3 separate regions of the Mus musculus genome follow, and regions 2 and 3 are each linked to region 1. The links are chromatin loops, found by intact Hi-C in ENCODE. Cell type or tissue: left cerebral cortex. All regions are shown on one strand. Links, peaks and the distances in the headings refer to the core of each region. The heading gives the core; the rest is flanking DNA. Region 1 overlaps Immp2l (IMP2 inner mitochondrial membrane peptidase-like (S. cerevisiae)). Region 2 overlaps Dock4 (dedicator of cytokinesis 4). Region 3 overlaps Immp2l (IMP2 inner mitochondrial membrane peptidase-like (S. cerevisiae)).

Evidence for each region. Peaks named below come from ENCODE experiments on the same cell type or tissue, not always from the same donor. Only the 100,000 strongest peaks of a DNase experiment are listed, where the experiment ranks them.
Region 2: a loop joins it to region 1, with 3 times the contacts of the local background. A loop is called at or near these places in 6 of 42 quality-filtered maps.
Region 3: it touches region 1 in a loop (4-fold over the local background); 7 of 42 quality-filtered maps call a loop at or near these places.

What each region holds. Positions count from the first base shown.
Region 1 is chr12:41,676,293-41,684,305 of GRCm38, forward strand. The region is part of intron 5 of Immp2l (IMP2 inner mitochondrial membrane peptidase-like (S. cerevisiae)); the gene reads left to right. Among named protein-coding and RNA genes, the nearest start is that of Gm40412, 73 kb to the left of the region's middle. In left cerebral cortex, for the core only: a CTCF peak has its summit at 4,048 (motif pointing left); a DNase peak (open chromatin) is centred at 4,067.
Region 2 is chr12:40,834,197-40,842,209 of GRCm38, forward strand. It overlaps Dock4 (dedicator of cytokinesis 4), which reads left to right. Exons shown (of 53, transcript NM_172803.2): 48 at 180-261; 49 at 425-534; 50 at 2,434-2,506; 51 at 4,245-4,358; 52 at 7,041-7,102. Among named protein-coding and RNA genes, the nearest start is that of Immp2l, 190 kb to the right of the region's middle. In left cerebral cortex, for the core only: a CTCF peak has its summit at 3,541; DNase peaks (open chromatin) are centred at 2,921, 3,571, 4,254 and 4,965; H3K27ac peaks cover 678 bases.
Region 3 is chr12:41,104,010-41,112,022 of GRCm38, forward strand. It overlaps Immp2l (IMP2 inner mitochondrial membrane peptidase-like (S. cerevisiae)), which reads left to right. Exons shown (of 7, transcript NM_053122.4): 4 at 6,831-6,934. Among named protein-coding and RNA genes, the nearest start is that of Immp2l, 84 kb to the left of the region's middle. In left cerebral cortex, for the core only: no CTCF peak of the experiment used is centred there; a DNase peak (open chromatin) is centred at 4,681.

The DNA of each region.
Region 1 (8,013 bases), core at 1,793-6,792:
TGAATATAAATTATTAATACAAAGTTTTCTCCAGAAACATATCTTTTCTCAATGAGTAGGCCTAATATTATATGTCCCAATGACCAAAGTTTCAGAAGAACTATGCATTGGCAACTAAAAATATTGAGTAAAAAAGAAATTATGAGTCTCTTCTAATGAACTCCGTCAGCGATCTCCATCTGCTTGACAAAATCCCTTTTAAATTCAAACTCAAAATTTCAAGGATATGTCATCTTTCTCCCAAATATGACCCACTTTGCCTTGGCACTAAGAAAACTTTAAACTGTGGTCAGCTTTGATGCCTCTCTTTTAAGTCCATGATTAACCTGTGGCAAAATTCTCTCTCTCTCTCTCTCTCTCTCTCTCTCTCTCTCTCTCTCTCTCTCTCTCTGCTTTCTCTTGCTCATGTACATGTGTGTATGTGTGTGTCTAGCTATCATCAGACTTCAGAGAATACATTAATGGCCGTTCCTTTGTATCCTTCTCATTTGCTACTGTGTTTATGGGGTATTGTAGAAATCAAATGAGTTTTTGTTGACTGCATGGAAAATCATTTTGAGTCACTTAAGTGATGTTGTTGAAATACAGTTCTCATAAAGTTACTCTGCTGTATCCCAATTCCCAGTTAATCTCGGCTATCAAGAATGAAGAGGCAAATCTGCCAGCCACCCTGGTGTTTCAAGTTCCTGAATAGCTTGTCTCCTAACTGTTTGACTGTTCATCAGAAAGGCTCGGGAGTTGATGTTTCCTCCTAGCAAACTGCCCTTACGTAGTCTGGTGTTTCCTGAGCAATTGAAGCAGGGGGATTTGAGTGCACTGCTCTTTAGCTTCCGTGCATTTGACGTTTCCTCAGGCTCCTTTTGGCAAATATCATGTAGCTTCATTTCTCTATACCTGGCACACACCTGGTCTCATGAGGAATTTCCTTTAGGGTTCTTACTAGCAGGTTGTCTGTGCATAGTGAGTGTGGGTCTTTTGTAGCCAATGAAAGCATTAGTTCATCTATCTTGACTAAACTGTCTTCAAGCACCATCAGCTTACTAAATACAGCTGTAGGACCATGTCAGCCCTTGGGTCTCCTGTTCTCTCTTCTGCTTGTTGCTTTTAATTCTCAGTCCTTGCTGCCACTCTGCCATTTCATGTTCTTACATGCCCTAGGTTTCCTTTAGACATTGGACTTGGCCTGTGCCTCCAATATTGCTAAAAATGCTCCTCCATTCTAATTTTAATCACACTCCATGTCTACATCATATTCCCCTTATTTGCATAATTTGTGAGCTAGATTTGTTGGTACACACTTATAATCTACACTCTCTACACTCAGGAGGTACGGCTGAGAACATTTTAAAAGCGGCAGGCTAGCCTGGGTTACATGGTAGGACTACATCTCAAAAAGAGAAGGAGGAGGAACAGGACAGGAAGAGGAAAAAGAAGGACAAAACAGAAGAAAGAAGACATAAATAAGGAGGAAATAAATAAAATTATTATTTGTTTGAGACCAGAAAGATGGTTTAGTGGGTAGTGCACTTACTGCACAGGCATGGGGCCCCGAGTTTGGATCTCCAGAACCACCCCCCAGCCCCCACAAAAGCCCAGTTAGCAATGCACATCTGTATCACCAGCACCTCAGGTCCAGACAGGTGTGAATTCTGGGTGCTCACTGGCCAGCTGGTGTAGCGTAAATAGCAAGTCTCAAGTTCAATAAGAAACTATCTCCAAAATATGGTTGTTAATAATAGAACCATTTGATGATAATCTCTCATGACCACAAGGTACACACACACACACACACACACACACACACACGCGCGCGCACACACACACACGCACACGCACAATTATAGTTTTCTGGCTACAGGGACTTTGTTTTCACAATCCTTAGTACAGTTATAATATATTTTACTTTGATTTATTGGTCAATGCTTACCTCCTTGACTAAGTTGGAAGTTTCTGTAGAGGACTGACGTCCAGTTTTCTCTCATGTTATGTCCTAGGTATCTGGCCCCTAAAGGGAACTCAATGACTGTTTATTCTCTTGAGTGAGTGAACTCAAGCACATAGAAATGGATTCACTTAATTCAGTCTCTTCTCTATTCTGTCACATTGTTGTCTGTGTCCTAAAAGGAGCTAAAGCTATATTAACGCTCTGGACACTAAGAAGTCATATGGATGAAGTTATCTGTCTGGTGAAAACTTAATTTCTATCTTTTACTCAAGGAATCTGTCTCTTCTCTAGCTGCTTACTACCTTTAGCACGCTGTGTGCTTTCTGAAAACTTGAAGTACATTTTTAGTATCAGTATATACCCACTTCCAGAAAAGATTATACACAGAAAAAAAAATCGGAAATAGCCTCAAAGTCTTTCACGTTTCAATAGCAGGAACATAATTATCTTACTAGTGGACTTTGTTGTAGAGTTTTCTCAGTAGAGTGAACACTAAATCAGTTATCAGGCAAGTTCATAGTACAGCAAAGATGTTCAAAGAATTATTCCATGCGGTTTCTCATGCCCAGATCTTCAAAGAACACTTGCATGGTCTAGCGGTACCAAACTATAAATAAGTTTGAAGGAGAAAGGGAAGTCTGATGGCTTGACAAGAAAGGGGTCAGTTTATTCTGGACATTGAGGTTGCTGGGTACAGGGATACAGATAATAAAGATAAGCATTTTTTTCTTCCTTTTGTAGCTAATTTTGTGAGTTTCTTAGAAATGTGAGCTTTAATTTCTCACTGCTTCCCGAATTCACCCATAGCCCAAAAGCTAAGTGGTATCTGAATGGCAGATGAGATGATCCACGAGAAAATGTCCTCTACTCCCCTCCCCTTCCTCCTTAGCCCCAGTAGGTCAAGCAGCATGTGCTGTGTCAGTTCTATGCTGACCTGCCCTTACCCTGCCCTTCCAGAGATGATCCAGATCAACACTAATAACTTGGTTAGGTATCCCAGGCCTTGGTCCCTGCCTCCTTCCTTGTTCAATGTCATGTGAGAGGACCCTTCCCACTGCCTTAGAGCTTCCCCACTGTGGAAGAGCTAGCCTGTCTTGCCTTTCCTGCCTTAAGGTGAGTTCACTCTGGTACTTGGGGTACTGAAATGCAAAGATAATTAATATAGGTGACATGTCAGGCGGCCTCACAACATCTTCCACAGCCTCATCTTTCTCCCCTCCTCTCAGGCACACCTACCCCAACCTCCCCTCTTCCAGAGAGCCACTACTACTCTGTTTTTCCTTCAGAAAACATAGGCCTCCTAGTGATATCAACCGAACACACCATAACAAGTTACAGTAAGACTAGACATAAACCCTCATATAACAGTGGGACAAGGCAACCCAGTAGGAAGAAAAGGGTTCCACAAGCAGGCAAAAGAGCCAGAGACAGCCTCCACTCACTTTATCAGGGATCCAACGAAACCCCAAGCTAAACAGCCATATGCTGTTTCTTGTCCATGGGATGGGTCTCAATTTGGGGCAACATTGGTTGGCCATTCCCTCTGTCTCTGCTCTATCTTTGTCCCTGCACATTTTATAGGCAGCACACATTTTTGGTGGAAGGGTGTTTTGTTTTGTTTTGTTTTGTCCTAACAGCTGAGAATACTCCACATTTTTTTATCACTTCTTCAGTTGGGGAACGTCTAGTTTGTTTCCAGTTTCTAGATCTTAACCCAAGCATCTGTGCATAGGTCCTAGCATAGACCCAGGCAGGCTCCATGGTTGCTGCTGCAGATTCTTTAAGCCTTGCTTAGTTGATTTTGTGGGCTCTGTTCTCCTGGTGTCTTGGACCCTCTAACTTTTATAGTCCTTCCTCCACATCTTTTGCACAGGTCTCTGAGATCCACCTAATGGTTGAGTGTGGGTCTCTGCATCTGCTCCCATCAGTTGCTGGATGAAGCCTCTCTGATAACAACTGGGCTAGGCATCAATCTATGAGTATAGTGGAGCATAATTAAAAATCTTTTTTTTTTTCTTGCCAGTTTTGTTTGATTCTCCCCTAGGTTTCTGAGCTATCCAGCTTCCAGATCCTGGCCATGTAGGCAGTGTTAGACATGGGCTCCCTCTTGTGGCATGGTCTTCAAGTTAAACCAATCATTAGTTGGCCATTCCATCATGCTCTGACCACCATTGCCCCAGCACATCTTGCAGGCAGGACAGGCTGTGGGTCACAGGTTTTGTGGCTGGGTTGCTATACCAGTGTCGCACCATTGGAAGCCTTGCCTGGTTACAGAAGATGGCTGGTTCAGGCTCCATATCTTCCATTACTAGAAGTAATCACTGGGGCTACCTTCAGAGGTTCCAGGAGGTTTCCACTGCACTTGGTTTTGACATTACCTCCTAAATGCCCACCAGTCATCTTTCTTTGTACTCTGTCCCTTGGTCCCTCTGTCCCCCACCAGATCCTTCATGTTCCTATCCCCACTTGTTCTCAGTGCATCCACAAGATCTGTTTATTTTTTCTTCACATGGTTGCAACCTTAGATATCCTCTTTAACTTTCCTGGACCTGTGGTTTATAGTATGACTATTGTTTATTTAACAGCTAATATCCACATGCAAGTACATATCATGTTTATCTTTCTGGGTCTGGGTTGCCTTGCTTTAACTGGATGTCTGTGTATAGAAGAATGCAAATAAATCCATATTTATCACTCTGCACAAAACTCAAGTCCAAGTGGATCAAAGACTTCAACATAAAACCAGACACAAAGAACGTCATAGAATAGAAAGTAAGGAATAGCCTTGAACACATTAGCATAGGAGACAACTTTCTGAACAGAAAAGAGTGCCAATAGAACAGGCATTAAGATCAATAATTAATAAATGCGGCCACATAAAACTGAAAAGCTTTATAAAGCAAATGACACTATCAGTAGGACAAAATGGCAGCCTAAAGATTGGAAAAAGATTTTCAACAACTCCACATCTAACAGAGGGCTAATGTTCAAAATTTATAAAGAACTAAAGAAACTAGAAATCAACAAGCCAAACAATCCAATTTAAAAATGGGGTAGGGTAGTCTGGAGAGATGGCTCAGTGGTGAAGAGCACTGAGTGCTCTTCTAGAGGTCCTGAGTTCAATTCCCAGCAACTACATGGTGGCTTACAACCATCTGTAATGGGATCTGATGTCCTCTTCTGGTGTGTCTGAAGAGAACTATAATTGAAATCATACATAACATAAATATTTCTTTTTTTTTAAAATGGGGTAGAACGCTACACAGAGACTTCTCATTATAGGAATCTCAAATGGCTGAGAAACATTTAAAGAAATGTTCAACATTCTTTGCCATCAGGGAAATGCAAATCAAAACTACTTTGAGATTCCAAGGTCAATGATATAAGTGATAGGTCATAATTTTCAGGATGTGTAGCAAGTGCACAGCCCTCCATTGCTCATTGGAGTACAATCTTGTACAGCCACTGTAGAAATCAATATAGCCATTTCTTAGAAAATGGGAAAGAGTTTTCCTCAGGACTTAACTATACTACTGTTAGCCATATACCTAAAGGATGCTTCATCCTACCAGAAGGACACTTGCTCAACCATGTTCATTGCTGCTAAGAGTCCACTTCCTCCTTATAGATATGCATGCAAATGTATTTATAGTATCCAGAAACTGGAAACAAACTAGATGTCCCCCAACTGAAGAATAAATAAAGAAAATATGGATTTTTCCCAGATGTTAGGAAAAAAATCCTTCAACCCAAAATGTGTGCTGCCTATTCAATGTGCAGGGACAAAGATAGAGAAGAGACAGAGGGAATGCCCAACCAATGCTGCCCCAAACTGAGACCTATCCCATGGGCAAGAACCAATATCTGATTCTTAATGAATGTTATGCTTGCAGACAGGAGCCTAGCATAATTGTTCTCTGAGAGGTTCTACCCAACAGGCAATGAAAAGAGATGCAGAGATCCCCAGCCAAACATTAGATGGCTTGCCTGCCTGTGGATCCCATTCCTTTATCTGGGCCATCTTGTCTGGCTTCAGTGGGGGTGCATGTGCCTAGTCCTGCAGTGACTTGATGTGCCGGGAGGGGGGGTTGTAGTGTGTGAGGGAATGAGGAGGGAGGGATGGGGGAGGATCTGCATGAGGGAGGAGGAGGAGAGGGGTGCTGATACTGGAATGTGATGTGAATAAATACATAATAAAAAGGATGAAACAACAACAAAATGACATCAATACATTTGCAGGCAGATGGGTGGACCCAGCTTCCATTTTGTGAAGCTCCACTCTCAATGCCTTTCCATTAACCCCCCTAATTGTATGATCTAGTTCAACATGCAGTATCACTTCTTCTTTTAGACTTAGCTTAGTTTTCACAAAGGTCGAATATAAACACAGTGTTTTTTTTTTGGTTTTGTTTTATTTTCTGCCACACATTTAAACAAATGATTTAAACTGGGTCTTTCACATGAACAACTTTCATGTAACTTACTTTTGTTACTACAGTAAAACATTTGCCTGAGGTTTATGACCTAGAATGCTTGCAGCTAAGAGGTCACTCCCTCGTAATACTTTGGTTCTTAACAGTTAAAATTCATGCTTCAAAAACTCAGTTGTGATTATTTCCAAACATGTTTATACTGGCTGCACTTTTATCATACCATCTTATTTAATTACACATTACACACCTTGATGAAATTCAATTAAGGGGAAAAACAAATCAAATATTTAGAACGCCTGAACTAGAATGAGTTTGCTTTCTTAAATGGCTGTCAAATGGGACAAGACAACTGAAAAGTCCCGAGGAAAATGCATAAAAATCTGCAGGGATTCTGTCTGCAGATTTCGATTCAAATATCTTTAAATATGTTCCAATGTAAGGAAATTAAAAGTAGGGTTTGTAACCAGGATATACAGGTGTGCTTTGTAAAATAGAGACTTGTCAAGAATTCAGCTCAGAGGTTTTATAACCAAAGAAAATGTCTTTTTAAAATTTGGAAATGAATTATGCATTGCACATATTATAATATATTATGATGTATTGTGTGAATGTATTTTTGTGTAATCCTTTGCCAACTTAAAAAGAAATTCTGACAATTATCAGTCTGAATTGTATTAAATAAGATAATTTCTTATTTGTTTGACTTTGACTATGCTTTCCTTCCACTTGAAACATCCTAATCCCCTCTCCTTCCTGATTTGTGTTTATCCTTCTCATTCAGTGTCAACAAAGGCACCCTGAGACTCTTTACATGCTCGCACAAATACTTATTAGAAACAACTACACAGGAAAAGCTTAGTATCGTATAAAATGGGGGGTATATTCATCCTGTTTCATATAAGTATGAATAAATCTTATTTTAATTATAAGGACTACATTAAACTTTCCTAATCTGGGTGTCTTAATCTATTGATCTCCATGGTAATCACAGGTTTGACAATGACTCAGAGATTGATAACATTATGTGGATAGAACACATCAAAATGGAGTCATGTATTAATTTGAGAAGTGTCAGGTCCAAAAACTTGTTAGCTTTTCATGCATTAAAGCCAGGGAAATCATTTGTAGCAGAGAAAGGCTGTTGGTATAGACACATGACTGCAAAGCATATCTCTAAATGAATAGCACAGTGGAGTGAGGCAGTAATTGGCAACACAGGATTTTAGTGAATATAGAGGTTTCCATGGCAAGCCTGTTTCATCTAATCAACGTGGTATTTTGCAATCATGGAGAGAATATAATTATAAGCATTTATTATCTAAGTGGACTGGTTTTTGATAAGGGTGAAATAGAACTGCTTTTGTTTGAGAGGGATAGGTATCCAATCCAAAGAGTCAGAGATTATGGTTATTATGTGTTTCTGGTGCTTCCAAGGGAACACAGGCTTCTCTTGGATTTGCTTTTTGTGACCAAATAGCTGTTTAACCACAGATGTGCTAGAGGTTTAGAGATGAATATATACCCCTTCACTGGTGACTGGTATATAGCATGCTGTTAACAGAGAATAATTTGTTTTATACCCAGTAAGAGTCCAGCAATAATAAATGGAGCATGGTGTGGATATAATAATGGACA
Region 2 (8,013 bases), core at 1,271-6,270, 840 kb before region 1:
CCAGGCCACCTTCATGGTTGGTCTGAATCCCTAAGACTTTGCTCTGTTTCTAAGTGGCCTTTGGGGTTTCCGTTTTTCTTTTTGCTAATTTGAAAACGAAATGAATGTTGGTGTCTTGCTTCAAATGTCGTGAATGAAAGCTCCTAGCCATGTATGACAGTAGTGCCCTGTGTTTCCAGCCCAGTCCGTCTACCTCAAGCCTGAGTTCCACTCACTCTGCTTCACCTAATGTGACCAGTTCTGCTCCGTCGAGTGCCAGAGGTTAGTGCCGAGTTGGGGATGTCCTGTCTGGCGCCCTGAGATGTTTCCAGGCCCTGGGAACTGTGGCTTCAGTGGCCCATATTGTAGGCAGCTGCCACACCACTCTGGCTTTCACTAAGGCCCCACAGGCTAGCTCACTGATAATGTCTGTTTCTCTTCCCAGCTTCGCCTTTGTTGTCTGACAAACACAAACATTCCAGAGAAAACTCTTGCCTGTCCCCAAGAGATAGACCGTGCAGTGCCATTTACCCAACACCCGTGGAGCCTTCTCAGGTACTCTCCTGTGGGGGAATCAGAGGCTAGAGAATGGGAGAGTGTGGGATTGTGTGTGAATCTCTTTGGACTCATACAGTGCCTGCCAAAAGCAACCAGTGACAAGGCCAGTTGGAAGAAGACTCTTGTCAGTCCACCTCTGGTCTCTGCCCATTGTTTGGAGCACCATCTGACTCATCCTTCTAGAGCGGTGGTTCTTCTTAATCCTGTGACCCTTGAGTATAGTCCCTCATGCTGTGGTGACCCCCGACCATAAAATTACTGTGTTGCTATTTCCTAACTGTAATTTTGCTACTGTTATAAATCCTTCATAACTGTCATTTTGTAAATTTTATGAATCATAATGTAAATATCTGATATGCATGATATCTGATGGTACCCACAGGTTGAGTAGGATATCTGATGTGACCCACAATAGGGCCAGGATCCATAGATTAAAGAACCACTGTTCTAGAGGGATATCTGGGTCACAGCCCTGACAGTGAAACTGAGAGGGACTGCCTGGCCCTTGATCTCAACCTGGTTCATGGCTGCTACAACAACATTCCAAGGAAAAGCCAGTGAATAAACCATCTGTGTGTGTGTTTGCATGTGTATGAGTAGAAGTCTGGGGAGGGAAGAACAACTGAATTTAGGGGAAGACTCCTGCTTCTGCCCAGACCTTCCTGTTTGTCCATAGCTATTGGGAAGAGCTGCAGCTGACTCCTTTCCCCAAGAATGTAGGTGCAATCTGTTTGCCTTTGCCATTGATCTTCCATGGATTACCAGGAAAGGGGCTGTGTCCTGGAGATGTCATACGAGCTAGGGAATGTGGTTCCGCCGGTCACTCAAACCTCGCTTTCAAAAACCTGAGTGAGCATGGGCCACAGGCCCAGTCCAGGGGCAACGTATGTGCATTGGAGGGTGGGTACGAAGTTGAAGATTCGTGTTGTATCCCTGAGTTTTTTTCACAGTTTATTTGGGACTAATTTTAAGAGCAGAGAAAACTCCTTGTTTCTGCTCCAGCTAATTTCTCTGTTTTTCTACACCATCCTGGCAGAAGTCTGTAGCTGCATCTGGAATTGGATGAGAGCGAGTGGGATTTGGCTTGATTGGTTTATCTTTGCTGATTGTGTGATCTTCCCGAAAGGCCCAGGATACCTCCTCTGCGCAGCACTGATGTCTTGCAGAAATGATTTCTGAGTGCGTTTGCCTGAACCAGCTAACCAATTTTATTTCCCGTTGTCACTGGCATTGCAAGGGGATTTCAGTTTGTTTCATCTGCTCTAAGAGATCATGTGCCAGCATGGGAAACTCTGAAAGGCTTCCTTGATTAGTCCTGAGTTATCTGTCTTGGGTAAAATTTGAATCAGTATATATGTTACCAAAATTATAATAATGTATAATGCTGTAGGTTTCCACTTTTTCTTTTCATGAGTTAGGTAGAGCTATGTAATATTGGTAATTTTGTAGGTTAAAATTATAGAATATTCATTAGCTCATTTTTGTCTATTATAGTATTTGAACTATAAGTTTGTCTATATAGTAGGTTTTTAAATTAATATTTCTCCTTTCATTCTTATTCATGTCATACTGCCAGTCTAGCAGTATACACTTGTAAAGAACATCATACCTAGCGAATTCTTACTATTAATTTTCCCTATGTTTATTATGAGTAATTATTTACCATTTATATTTAATGTAAAACACCATTTCTTATTATGTTTCTTTCAGAAAACCTAAGACTCTGTTTCCCCTTTTCTCCTTAAATAGAGTTTAATTATTTGTTCCTAGGCTCATTATACCATATAGAAAATGTTTTGAGCAAAGAGTTTCATAAGGAGATAACCATCTCATTTTCTAAAAGGCATCCTACCTCAGCATATTATATCATAAAAATGGACTCTTCTCCCTTTCCAGAGGATGCTGTTTAATCATATTGGAGATGGGGCCTTGCCTCGAAGTGACCCCAACCTTTCTGCACCTGAGAAAGGTGGGTACCAGTCATCCACCCCTTGTAGGTCCTAGAATGTGTCAGGGTTTGTTGTGTCCTCATTTCCCCCAGTCTTCTGTGTGCCGTGTGGCAGGTAGAGCTCTAGACTGTTAATGATCAGGGTGAGTGTGATCTTTAGGCAATTAGTGAAAGGCAGTTTATCATGATCCATTCTCCATAAACTCCTAAGCTCTGAGCAAATTAGAAGCTCCTTTGTGTAATGGCTTTCTGTTGTTCAGCGAGCCCAGGCCAAGCCTGCTCTCCCTGAAGCAAAGTTGCCAATTAAGCCACTAGTTCACACAATGAAAGTAGCTACTCCTCAGATTGATTCCACAGACCCCATCCATTGTCTCCTTCACAAAGCTCATATTCAGCCAGCTCAACTGTTGTTGGTGGTCACTCACACAGGCTCTTGTACCATTAAATGCCATGCAAGCATTGCGATCAGACGCATAATGGAGTGGGGCCCGCCTCAAGGTCAAGCACACACAAATAAGATGCACACACCAAATGCATGCATAGAGCTAAGAAGCCAATTAGCAACACACAGACCAGGAAGAGCAGATTAAATGTCGCTTCCTCCACTGTGGGTGCAGGGACTTGCAAAGTCACCCGTTTGCCTCTCAGGGTCAGGCCTCAAAAATAGCAGTCTCGCAGGCTAATGAATCAAGACTCACTAATGAAATGTCCCAGTAAAGTGCACTTTAATTGCCCCCATTAAGAACTAGGCTGTATTACCATTTTGGTACACTGATAGATTAACATTAAAACTTCCCAAAGGGAGATGAAAATTAGTGAGGGCCTAGCCAAAATTATTTTAAAGCATGGAATTAGCTTTAATGTTGTAAGTCAAGCATTGATCTTCACCAGGAGAAACTAGGGATGTGCTGTTATTTTTACCAACTTTACTAAAGAAAACTACCCAGCAAATATAAAAGAAATAGAGAAAAAAAAATAATGTTTAAAATATTTCCACCCCATTAAATCAAAGCAGTAACTTGGAGGAATAAAACGTGGCAATTCTCACTGCGTCCGTCAGATGGCAGTATCTGCACGGGAAGCAAGCGGGAACGCTGGTTTTACTATTAGAAACTTCATTGTGGAGTGTTTCATAACCTTGTGTGTCCTGCCCTGCTTCCTAGCAGAGCTGTCTATATTCCTACACCGTGATGCCTGGAGCAGATGGATTGCAAAGTAACAATGACGTTATCAGCAGTCCAAGTGGTTTTCTCAGGACTTACTTAGTGTAATCTGTCCATTTGGAACTCATCCTTTCCTGACAGGACTGGTCAGTGTGGCACCCTCAACCCTGTCCTTGGTACTTCTGCCACACAGTTGAAATAAGAGAGTGCCCTTTGCCTCATCACCTCCTTTAGATGGCCATTTGTTCAGACATTTCTACAAATAGGCTGATGACTATATTTTCCATCTATTTCTCAGCATCTAAACACATTTGGAATTCTCAGCAGGTTGCTACTCCCTGGCATAGAGATTTGCAGTTCTGTTTGACAGCTTGAGGGAAATAAAGAGACCTGCTGTTACTCAATTAAATGTCAGCTCTGTTAGGTAACCAATTAGAGAGAGGTTTAATATTGGGGAAGTGTCCTGCTTGGTTACTGCTTAAGGTTTTGTGGTCTTTTTGACTACGTTCTGGATAATTCTGCCAGACTCCTAAGATCTCAAGCATTTGAAAGGCAAAGCTGGCTCTTGTGTGTTTAGCTGTGTTATTCCCTTCCAGCTGTGAATCCCACCCCTAGCAGCTGGAGCCTGGACAGTGGGAAAGAAGCCAAGAACATGTCGGACAGTGGGAAACTTATCTCTCCCCCTGTCCCTCCAAGGCCCACACAGACTGGTGGGTATTTGAAGCATTTGAATAATCACTTTCATATAATAAGTATATTGAGCATTTCAGTTTGCTAGCAACATCATTTGCCTCTAGTTGGCTCCTCCTTTCCCTGTTCTTCTGCCATACAGTCAGACAACAGTCCCTTCTAATAAGCCCCTCGGAAGAATTTGAGCATGCCATCTTCTTCCTGGCTCCATGTTCAACCCTTGTTGCTTGATGGGCCACTGGCCTCTGCCCTTCGCTTGCACTGATCTCTGCTAACTCGGCCGCTTTCTATAATCTTCCCCGATGACATCAATGTTTCAGCTGACTCGAGAGCCAACCCTCAGTGGCTTTGAGGAGCCTCTGACACCTTGAGTTATCTGCTGCTCTCAGAGCTCTGTTTCCGGCAGTGGTGTTGCTCAAAGGGCTAAAGCGTGGACCTGCATCTCTTGTAACTGTGGCTCACGAAGCACATCCTAACGTACGTCTAGCCTCAGGTCTTCTGAGCCAGTAGATTATGTTCCTGAAATGAGGCTGGGGCCAGCATTTTACCAGGCCATTTGTGGGCTGCTTCTGCTCACTAACATCTGAGTGCTGAAAATGGTTGGGAAACTTCCAGCCTGGCCCTGGGTCCCCAGAGAATCACAGACAGAAGCAGAGCTGGCTTTCATGAGCTTCTGTTGGGAAAAGGCCAACTTTCCCTCTGAACATACACCACTTGCTTGGTGACTTGCATGCGGAGCAGTTTTAAGAGAAGCTTGAACTGACTGCCTTTTCCAGTAACCAGATCTTGTCAGCACTTTCCTACATCGCTGGAGCTTTCCAGGTATAGCCGGCCTAAGAACCAAAGAAAATGTGGTACCATTTCCTCAGCAGAGTGCCCTAGTCTGAGCACTCGGTGTCACTTGCTACATCGTAGCTTCTCATCCTTTGAATAGTTTCTGCAGGGTCAGAATGAGGGATGAATTTAATCCTCTTGATCGGTATTAGTATATCGGTCTGATTGTAGAAATGAGGGCCCATCAGCCAAATCATTTGTATTTCTTTGCTGATCCATGTACATTCAGACAGTCTCGTTATTTAAAGGCTTGGTTGTGCCCGTGAATATGGGAACTTGAAAGGTATTTTTAAGGGAAAATAAGATTGATAGTTCTTACAAAGGAATAAATATTATCAGTGCTAGCTGGGCGTCTGAGACAAAAAGAAGCTGGTGGGTCTATTTTAGGCTTATAGAAAGTACATTTCCAGAAAAATAGCTCGGAGAAAGAGCACTAGGTGCCAGGCCTGCACCATGTCTAAGACCAAGTCAAGTACACAGGAGGCCTTGACCTCAGTGACAGTAGTGGCAGATGTGGCCGATTTCTCTGTACATATGTGGTTTTCTTCCTAGTCAGCACTCACAACGTGTGGGAACAGAAGTAGGAGCTGGCTTGTGTAGATGAGACCTCCCAACCCCGCAGTGTGATAATGGACCACCCTCTGTGGTCTCTTAGGGCTCAGCACAGCTGGGCAACCCTTCTCCTCCCACATAGATTGGTAGGGCTGCTGTCCCTTCTGTACTGATTGCTTTCATGGTCTGTCCTGATGTCATCATCTGTGGTCAGTGTTGTGGGGCTGTGCAACTGTCTGTCTTTCTTCCTTTCAGCCTTTCGGTAGGTTTTTATGAGTTCTAGACCTCAGTGTGATGGCTGGAAGAGTGGCAGGAAATCACAGAGGGACAGAGCTCACATTCGCCAAAATCACTCTGTGTGGAAGTGGGAAGGACGGCTTGGCCTCGCCCCGTCGACTGGGTCACAAGCTGTTTTTATGCTATGCAGTTACAGTCTAGAAACAAGACGTGATCTGTAAGCACACAAAAGAGCACATGCCACACATGCTGGGTCCCTGGCATCAGACCTGAAAACCCCAGAGAAGCAGAAGTCACTCTTGCCATGATGGTGATATCTCAAATTCCCCACCCAGCGGACTGAGGGAAGGCCTATGGACAGGCATTAGAGAAGAAATGGGAAGCTTATCTCCCTTTGTACTGATGTGGACAAGCTTTCTGTCTGCACTGGGAATGTTGGGAGGTGAGGTGAAAGGGAAGGGTTACTGAACATCCCTATAGGCCTGCTCTAGGCTGCCTGCAGGGCCTTGGTCTTCCCTGTTCAGGCCAAAGACAGAAGGTGTCTCCCAACGACTCCTAGCACTTTCCCCCAGGAGCATTTTATGAGATCAAGCAGTTGAGTGATGAAAGGCATCTGGACTTGGAGGTTTAGAAAGGATTTGAGAGCCAAGCGTGGCAGCACAGACACATAACCTAAGCACTTAGGAGGTGTCAGGAGACTAAGGAATTCATGGCCATCCACAGCCGTGTATGGAGCTCAAGTCTAGCTTTGACTACATGAAGCCTTATCAGCAGAAAAAGAACGGAAAGGAAAGAAAAAAAGGCCATTGGAGCTGTTTGGGGCCATACCCTTCTAGTCAAAGCATCATATGTGTACAGCAGTAACTTTTTCACTAACTGGCCAATGTCTTGATGGCACCATCTTCTACAAGGAATCTATTCTAGAGAGCCATTGTGTAGTTTGTCCTCTCCATTTTCCTCTTCCCTTGCTGAGAAGATCCTTATCCACTAATACATCTGCCTGGGCTTGGACACATAGAGGGCATATGCAGCCAGCCCTCTGGTTTTTCTTAGTTAAAATGTTCTTTCTCCATCTACAGCTTCGCCAGCAAGACACACCACATCAGTGTCCCCCTCGCCTGCTGGACGTTCTCCATTGAAGGTACAGGTCTGTCATTAGACTGGATCCAAAGATCGGCCCTGGTTCCTTTTTCTTAAAACCTTGTCCTAAGCTCATCAAAAGGTGCTTTCATTCCTACAGACAAGGTCATATTAAGAAGGGGGTTGGGGGCAAGAAAACAGCGCTGCTTTTCCCCTTGCAGAGATTTACCCAAGAACACAGATCTCGTGGGCTACGTTTTGTTTTCTATTGTTTGTTTTGTTGTTTAGTAGTAGGAGGATGCGCAGCTTAATTCTCCATATTTTGGCAATGAGAACATAACAAACTATAGTCAACACATTTAAAGCACATTAAACATACATGTGTACGCCTACATTGAAAAACGCCCGTAATCAAGGTCTACTAAATGCTCTTCTGGAAGTTTTGGGGCTTTATCATCAACCTCATTCATTTTGGCAAAGCCAAACCCAACTTTCTCTCTCAATACTTTGCATTAAAGATACTCCACATTACAAACATATACTGAATTATAGAGGACATGGTGGCATAAATGGGAAAAAAAAAACCACAGAGAACAAGCTAGCCACCTTAAGGGTCACATGTGTGACATGTAAATGCAGGCTATTTAACATCTCTAAGCCTACAAATCCCTCAGGAAGATCAAGAACAATATTCAGTCAGACTGGCCACAAGGCTTTTCAGCACACTGGAGAAGGGTTGTGAGAAGCGCAGCCCCGGGAGCAGACAGGAGGCTGGAGGGAGTGTTGAATGGATGGTTGGCACCGGGTTGACTTAGGTGTCCACACCCTGTGTCCTCTGTGTAGATAACACAGTGCTAGCTGAGATGAAAGACAAATTGGTCTCCACAAACACTTCGGAACAGGTTGTGACCCACTGTATCTGTGCTGCTCATGACTGTCACCTATGGAAACAGAGAATACCAAAAAGGGGGT
Region 3 (8,013 bases), core at 1,596-6,595, 570 kb before region 1:
GCTTTTAGCTGGGACTTGCTTACAGTTCAGAGGTTTAGTCCATTGTTTTGTTTTGTTTTGGGGAGGTTGGGTTTTTTTTTTTTTTTTTTTTTTTGGCGGTAGTGGTAGGGTTTGTTTGTTTGTTTGTAGTAGTGACTGAACCCAAGCATGTTTTTCAAAGATATGTAAAATATTACAAATGGGAAAAGGTATTCTGGGTAAAATGAAAGGCCTACTAAAGGTTTTTAAAGAGAGTGAATAAAGCTGGATATTGTAGTGAGTGGAAATAGCATTTTTTTCTTTTTTCTTTTATTTTATCTGTTAACCAAAGAGGGGAACAGAGAAGTATATTTGCCTTCTGGGATAAGAACCTGCTTTAGGCATAGTTAATTTAGGGAGACTGGAAATTTCCCTATTTATTAGTTTTTTTTTTAAATACATTAATCATTCTCAAACTCCTCAAGATTATAGATAGAAGGAAAAATATTCTGTCTTCAGGATGTTTGTGGGTTCTTGGGGAAAAGATAAAGGAGTAATGTTAGTGTATGTTTAAGTATCCTGTGATAGAAATACTGAAAGGTGTGAAGGGTAGCTTGGGGTGTTTGGTTACTGTGACTGAGAATGGGGATAAGGACAGCATTTGGAAAGAAGCTTCATGGGATTCAAGTCCTTCACCATCAGCCGGATGGGAATCCAGAGTGACAGGATAGTAGGAGAGGGAGATACATTTAGGCAGAAATAAGTGTATACAACACCTTGTCGTTATGAAAAGTATCCTTAGTGTGTTCTATTGCTTGATAAATATATAAGGGTTATGGAGAGAATCCTGGAGAGCAGCAGGGCTTTAATGTTGTGCTGTAAAAGCTGTTGGAGGAAAGCAGGTGGGAAACTATAAGGAGAAGGACTTGGTGGGTTTCAGTCTACTGGTTGGAAATAACTGCTTTTTCTAAGTCAGTGTTGTATCGCCGTGAAGAGGCAACACGACAACTGCAATTCTTCCAAAGGAAGGTATTTACTTGGGCTTGCTTACAGTTGAGAGGTTAGTGCATTGTCATCGCGGTGGGAAGCCACGGTACTGAAGAAGTAAAGAGTTCTACATCTGAATCTGCAGGCAGCATAAATAGAGCCACTGAGCCTCAGACCCATCAGCAGTGACATACTTCCTCTAGCAAGGCCACATGACCAAGCATTCAAATCTATGAGCCTATGGGGACAATTCTTATTCAAATCACCACATTCCACTCTCGGACCCCCTTAGGTTTATAGCAAAATTGTAATGGAAAAATGTAGTCCAACTTCAAAAGTTGCCATGGTCTATAACAGTCTTAACGGAGTTCAAACTCCAAAGTTCAAAGTGTCTTCTGAGACTCATGGCAGTCTCTTAATTATAAATGAAATCAAAATAAAAATGCAGATCACAAACTTTAAACATAAAATGGCACAGAATATACTTTACCATTGCAAAAGGGACGGAGAGGAGCATACTGGGGAAATATTAAACCAAAGCAAGACCTAAAACCAGTTGGGCAAACTCTAAATTCTGCATGTTCATGTCTGATGTCCAAGTGCTCTTCAGATGTCTAACTTCTTTCAGCTTTGTTGACTGTGACACGGCTTTCTCTCTTGAGTTGCTTCCACATTCTGTTAAGTGCTCTACTTGGCAGGTATCCTACAACTCTGGCATCTCCAACATCATGAGGTCTTCATTGAAATCTAGGCTTCACCTTCATAGCTTCATACAATGGCTTCCATGTAGGGACATACTCCTGGCATCAGCTGTTTTCCATAGCTCGTTTGCTCTCTCTCTCTCTCTCTCTCTCTCTCTCTCTCTCTCTCTCTCTCTCTCTCTCTCTCTCTGTGTGTGTGTGTGTGTGTGTGTGTGTGTGTGTGATTCCACAACTCTTTTATTGTTCCTTGACTCTAAAGTCAGAACCATGTGGTTAAAGCTGCCAAGGTCTACTGCTTGCTAGGGCAGGAACATGGCCCCTCATTCACATAATATTTTCATCAGCTTTCTGTTTTAGATAGTTTCCTTCACAACTTAAGCATTTTTTTTAGAAAAAAAATTCTTCATACACAAACACACGCACATACACACACAGACACACACAGACACACACAGACACAGACACACAGACACACACACACACACACACACACACACACACACACACACACACACACAGAACTTAGCTGGGTGGATGACCTGAGTGACCTCTTACCCTGAGGTCACTGTTCTCTTTCTTCTATTAAGCATCAGGCTTTTCTTTAATCTGTTTATGTCCTTTATATATCCACCTCCATTATATATGGTGGTGTCTGTTCCTTTTCTCCTCAAACTGTACATTTTATATTTCTCCTTGCTAAGCTTGCTCCTTTTCATTATGGATCTGCATAAGACTGGAAACCAATAACCACGAAATACAGCTAATGCTAGACTGTTATGGAATCGCCACTGCCAAGGCTCTGGAGATTCCCAAACTCTTCAATTTAGCCTCAGGCAGGTTTTTTGAACAAAGGAAAAAAAGTCACATTCTTCATTGTGATGAAAACATCACAAGAATAATCACTAGGCCACATAGTCATATTCTTCTCTGAAACCTCTTGACCTGGGCCATCATAATCTACATTGTTTTCAATAGCACTGTCTTCCCTGCTCCTACTAGTATGGACCTGTAAGCCTTACTTACAAGGTTCAACTGCTTTCCTAATCCAAAGTCCCAAACTCCACATTTTACCAACAAGAAACATGGTTAGGTCTGTCGCATCAGTACTCCAGTTTTTGGTGTAAATTTATGTCTTGAGTCAGTTTTCTATTACACCACCAGCTGGGCAACTCTTATAAAGGAAAGCTTTTAGCTGGGACTTGCTTACAGTTCAGAGGTTTAGTCCATTGTCATGGTGGGAAGTGTGGTGGCATGCAGGCAGACAAGGTGCTGGAGAGGTAGAGCTAGCAAGGAGGGGAGGGGAGAGGAGAGGAGAGGAGAGGAGAGGAGAGGAGAGGAGAGGAGAGGAGAGGAGAGGAGAGGAGAGGAGAGGAGAGGAGGAGGAGATGCTACTGAGCCTGGTTTGGGTTTCTGAAATCTCAAAGCCAACCCCTAGTGACATACTTCCTCCAACAAGGCCACCCCCACCCCCAAAATGCCATACCTCCTAATACTTTCAAAAGGTATCACTCTGGAAACCGAGTTTTCAAATCTATGAGCATGTGGGGGCCATTCTTATTTAAGTCACTACATGTCTGGAGCTCAAATAATTGTTGCTGGATTTAGAGTGTTTAGCAAGGGGGTCACAATCAAAGAAAATGTTGCTTATTTGTAAAGACCAACAATATGAACAGAAAGTGTTTTAGTATCCAAATGTTGCACTTTGGATTTAGCGTGGAGAAGAAAGTGACTTGAGAGTGCATTCAGCTCTCACAGCATATAGGTGGTACTTGACCCTGAACATCTCAGTGTGTTTATAGGCCAGGTCTCTCCCTGAACCCAGAGTCACTGATTCCGGCTAGCCTGGCTACTCTGTTTGGCTCAGAGTTCTCCTCTCTCTGTTTCTCAAATGGTGGGATTACAGATGGATGGCATATTCACTCTGCTTTGACATGGATTGTGGGGGTCTGAACTCTAGTCTTCATGCTTTCAGGACAAGTGCTTTATCCTGTAAACTTGATCCCCAGTTCTGGATTTTTAACCTGTTGTTGGGACAAGTGCTCCTTTCCATATAATTTTGGCCAAGTCAGGCTCCTTAGAGTTTTCCCACTGTGTGGACTCTGTTTTTGTTTAGGGGTAGAGCAAAGAGGGAACTGGGAAAGCAAACAAACATGTATAATTTAGATTGTCATGTAGACTATCAATAACAAATTATTGAGATGATAACTATGGGCCGGGAGCTGATACTGTCTCTTTAAAGAATTGTCTCAGGAAGATGATGAACACCTTTAATTCTAGCACACCGAGAGGCAGAGCATGGAGACCTCTGAGTTCCTGGCTAGCTATTGCTACACAGCAAAAATAACAGAAGAGAGTGATCTCTCTTTAGAGCTCACTTAAGCATCAGAAGGCTGTCTTATATAGCAATGCATGGTAAATGCTTAGCAGATATTGATCGCCATTTCTTAGTAATTAAATACTAGTTATTGACTAATAGTATTTATTGTTCATTTTCCTAGTATAGGAAGCCATGATGAAATTGAGTAGCTTGCTCACAATCACATGTCTGGAAAGCAATAGAATTTTTTCGATTTGGAGGTGAGATAAGTGTTAGTGTATATGTATTGTAAGTTTCATGGTGACTTTGCTTCTTTGAGAACTGCAATGAGGAGACAAAAAAGAAACACTATGTGGCTTGATGACTGGAAATAAAGACATCACTAACATCTGGAGAGTCCATACAAACCTAGAGAGTCAAAATTATGGTCACGTTACAATAACTACATCTTTGCCCACATAAACTTTAAAGGAAGCTTTTAGTGGCAGTTCTAGGACCTGTTCTATGTTTTTTGTGTCTGTGTCATGTTTGTATGTTTGTGTACTCATACACATATGCTTGTGATGTACATAAGTGTGTGTGTGTGTGTGTGTGTGTGTGTGTGTGTGTGTGAGTGTCTGTGTGTGTAGACCAGTGGACACTGGGCATCTTCCTCAATTGCTCTCCACCTCCACTACTTTTTTTTTTTTAATCTGGGTCTAACTGTGTGTCCCTGTCTGTTCTGAACTCACTATGTAAATCAGCTTTAAATATAGAGATCCATCTGCTGTTGCCTCTCAAACGGTGGGATTAAAAGCATGTGCCACTGCACCTGGCCAGTTTTTTTTTTTTTTGAAAATTGCTGTTTAATTTTTAAATTTTATTTAAAATAAAAAATTATTTTAGAAAGGGAGAGACCTTTTTAAAAATTTTAAAAAAAATTTTATTTAAAATAAAAAAATTATTTTAGAAAGGGAGAGACCTTTTAGAATTAGGTTTTTAAAAATTTTGTGTCAGGGGTTTGTGCAAACACCACTTTTGCAGTCTCTGGGTCAAAAACTTCCTGAGTCCAGTCTCTCAGTTTATTTTCTTAATACATTCAAGCACAGTAAAACTTTGGGTAAAAGTCTCTGTGTGACAGTCATTATAACAAAGCTTTGGGGATGGTTGCATTGAAACTCTCTTGCAAAGCACATTGCTATAGCAAAGCATTTGTGACCTTCTTCATAAGAAGGAATTCTATTGGCTGATAAACAGTGCTCACGGGAAGGGGCTAGGGACAAAGGATTTGTAACAAGCATAAACATAGACCCTATTGATGGACGTTGAAAAGTGAATGGGACCTCTTCCATAAGGACAGATCTACTCACTGAGAGATTAAGGCCTACATAATGCTCAGGCTTTGGGGAAATTCAGCTGAAGGTTGAATTTATCACAATCACCCCTCCAACAGCTTCTTCTAGATCTTCCTCTTCCTTCTCTACTTACCCAACTTTGTGTCCTTTTAATGGTTTTTTTTTTGGTTGTTGTTTTATTTTTAATTCATCAAGTCCAGTTTGTATTGTTTACATATCTGCTCAAGCTAAAGCTAGACAAAATTTCATTATGGAGGTGAGCATAAGTCACACCCCCAGCTGGGGAGCTATTGCAATTGATAGCTGTTAAAGAGTGAGTTTTCTTTCCCACTGTGGCCCCTAGTTGGTTAACCATACTCCCATGTATGAATGCATATCTACCTCATTTTTCCAGGGTTGGATCTATCATTGAACCTGGAGCTCACTTCTTTGGCTGTGATGGAGGATCAATAAGTTCCAGGGATCTGTCTCCTTTACCTTCCAAGAACTGGGGTTATAGCAGGTGTAGCTGTCTGTGCCCTTTATGAGGATGTTGGGGCTCCGGATTCAGGTTCTTTGGTATATGTAGCAAGCACTTACCCACAAACCATCTCCATAGCCCTTGATTCCAAGGAACCTTAAATGTTTGTCACTGTTGTTTCAGTGCGTGGCTGCCTGGCCCTTACTCCTTTTCATTGCCCGTGTCTTGATTGTGTCTTCTCTTGCTGTCTCCATCAGTTTGCAGTGAAACAAACAGCCCCAGCTATTGGGGGCTCGTTCTGTCATCACAGAAATTGCTGTTTCTCACATTTCCATTTTTACTTGTCGTGAAAACACTCTCCTCGTAGTTCTCATTCTTTGTCCCCTCCCCCCTTCCATCTTGGACTTGTTATTTATTGACTATTTGGTGCCCCATTCAAATAGCAGCCATGTTGATTCTATGGGCCATGGTTGAAATTTTTGTGGCTCGGTGAACACAGTGCTTCCCAGTTATCACTTCATTCATCCTCAGGCACAACCGACATTGTCTGAATTCCAGGACAGTCTTAGACCGGGACCTGGACATGCTCTTGGAAAGAGAGGGGTGGCAATCCCTATGCTAGTGCTTTTCCCATCCCTATTGCTCTGCTCCAGGTGGTTCTTCATACAGATGTTTTGCTGGTTGCCGTTAGATTATTTCCTCGCTTTCCATATGGAATGATGATTTGGAGTAGGTCCCATCAGAATATTATCCTGGGACAATCGAGTCGCTGTTTGCATGAGTTTTTATTCTTCATGTAGCTTTATGTACCTCTTTACTAGAATTTAGTGAAGACTTCATTTCAAGCATATATATTTTCCTTGCATTAGATATTGGTAACATTATTAATATTATTATTTTCCATTTTTTTGAGGAATCCTAGTTAGCCTGTCTGAAAACTCATTTGTTCTTGCTTTAAAATTGTACAGTAGTAGGATTTTTTTTATTGAATTGTTCTCAAGCTATGAAGTACACTGCATCATAAAGACTGAAAAATATTACAAGTGATAAATGTATCTCTTCTTATTTTGTAGCCTTCTTTGAATCCTGGAGGAAGCCAGTCCTCAGATGTGGTACTTTTGAACCACTGGAAAGTGAGAAATTTTGAAGTACAGCGTGGTGACATTGTGTCATTGGTGTAAGTAACTCAGTAACTTACTGTATTTGTTTTTGTGTTTTTCTGGACTTAGCTGATAATTTACTGCTGATACTATCTGTCCAGTTATGGTATTAATGAGCGTATCTTAAATATAATCAGTATTGAGATATAGCAACTGTTAGGCTTCATGTAGCACCGGTACCTGGCCAGCAAGGGCCAAGGGATGCTACAGAGATCACAGCACCCAACAGATCTTACCTAAGAGGCAGGGAGAGAGAGACAGAGAGCCATCTGATGGCAGAGACCTTTGGAAGAGTATGCTGGTTACATTTGGTGGCGGCTGGTAATGACATGCCTGCTGGGGCTGAGTCACCATGTGCAGACTTGAGGGAGCACCTGACTTCTAACAGCAATGCCAGAACAAATTTTTTATTTAATGTATATAAGTTGAATGACATAATTGATAAGTTTTGTTTAAAAGATAGTGATTAGAAATTATTATATTATTGATCCAAAGTAGATGCTTTTGATATGATTTTGTAATATTTGCGCCTTGGTATGCAATCTTCTGTGCTGTTTATGAATTTTGGAATTAAAACACTCTTAGGAGATGATAGTTATGATATAAAATGCAATGACAGTTGTGTATGTTGTGAATTTACCTGACAAAAAGGTTTGAAAAGCTAGTATTATGGGCTTTTGTTTGGCATCAAAAGATGGCGCTGTTTCTCTGTAAAATATGATGCTGGGTGTGGATAGAAGTTGCATCCCAAGTGTTGGTTGTAGAAAATGAATGTCAAGGTGTGCACAGCTGATACAGAGACATAGGCTACAGTCCTGCACATGCTTGAGTAGTGGTTTAGCTTAGAGATTTTTGTTTGTTTTTAAAAATAAATCTATACAGAGAAGACTGTGGTAGAACTTGCCAAATTTCTCTTGGCTGCAGTTGTTTGTAAAACTGTTCTAGTCTGATACCTTGTTACGGAAATCAGTGCACGGGGCAGCAACTGATACGATAGAGTTATTGTTGCTTATTTTTTTGTGACAATAAAACCTACTATTGAGAATCTTTCCAATTCCCAGTTATTCTTTATTTATGAGGGGGAATGAGATTTTTC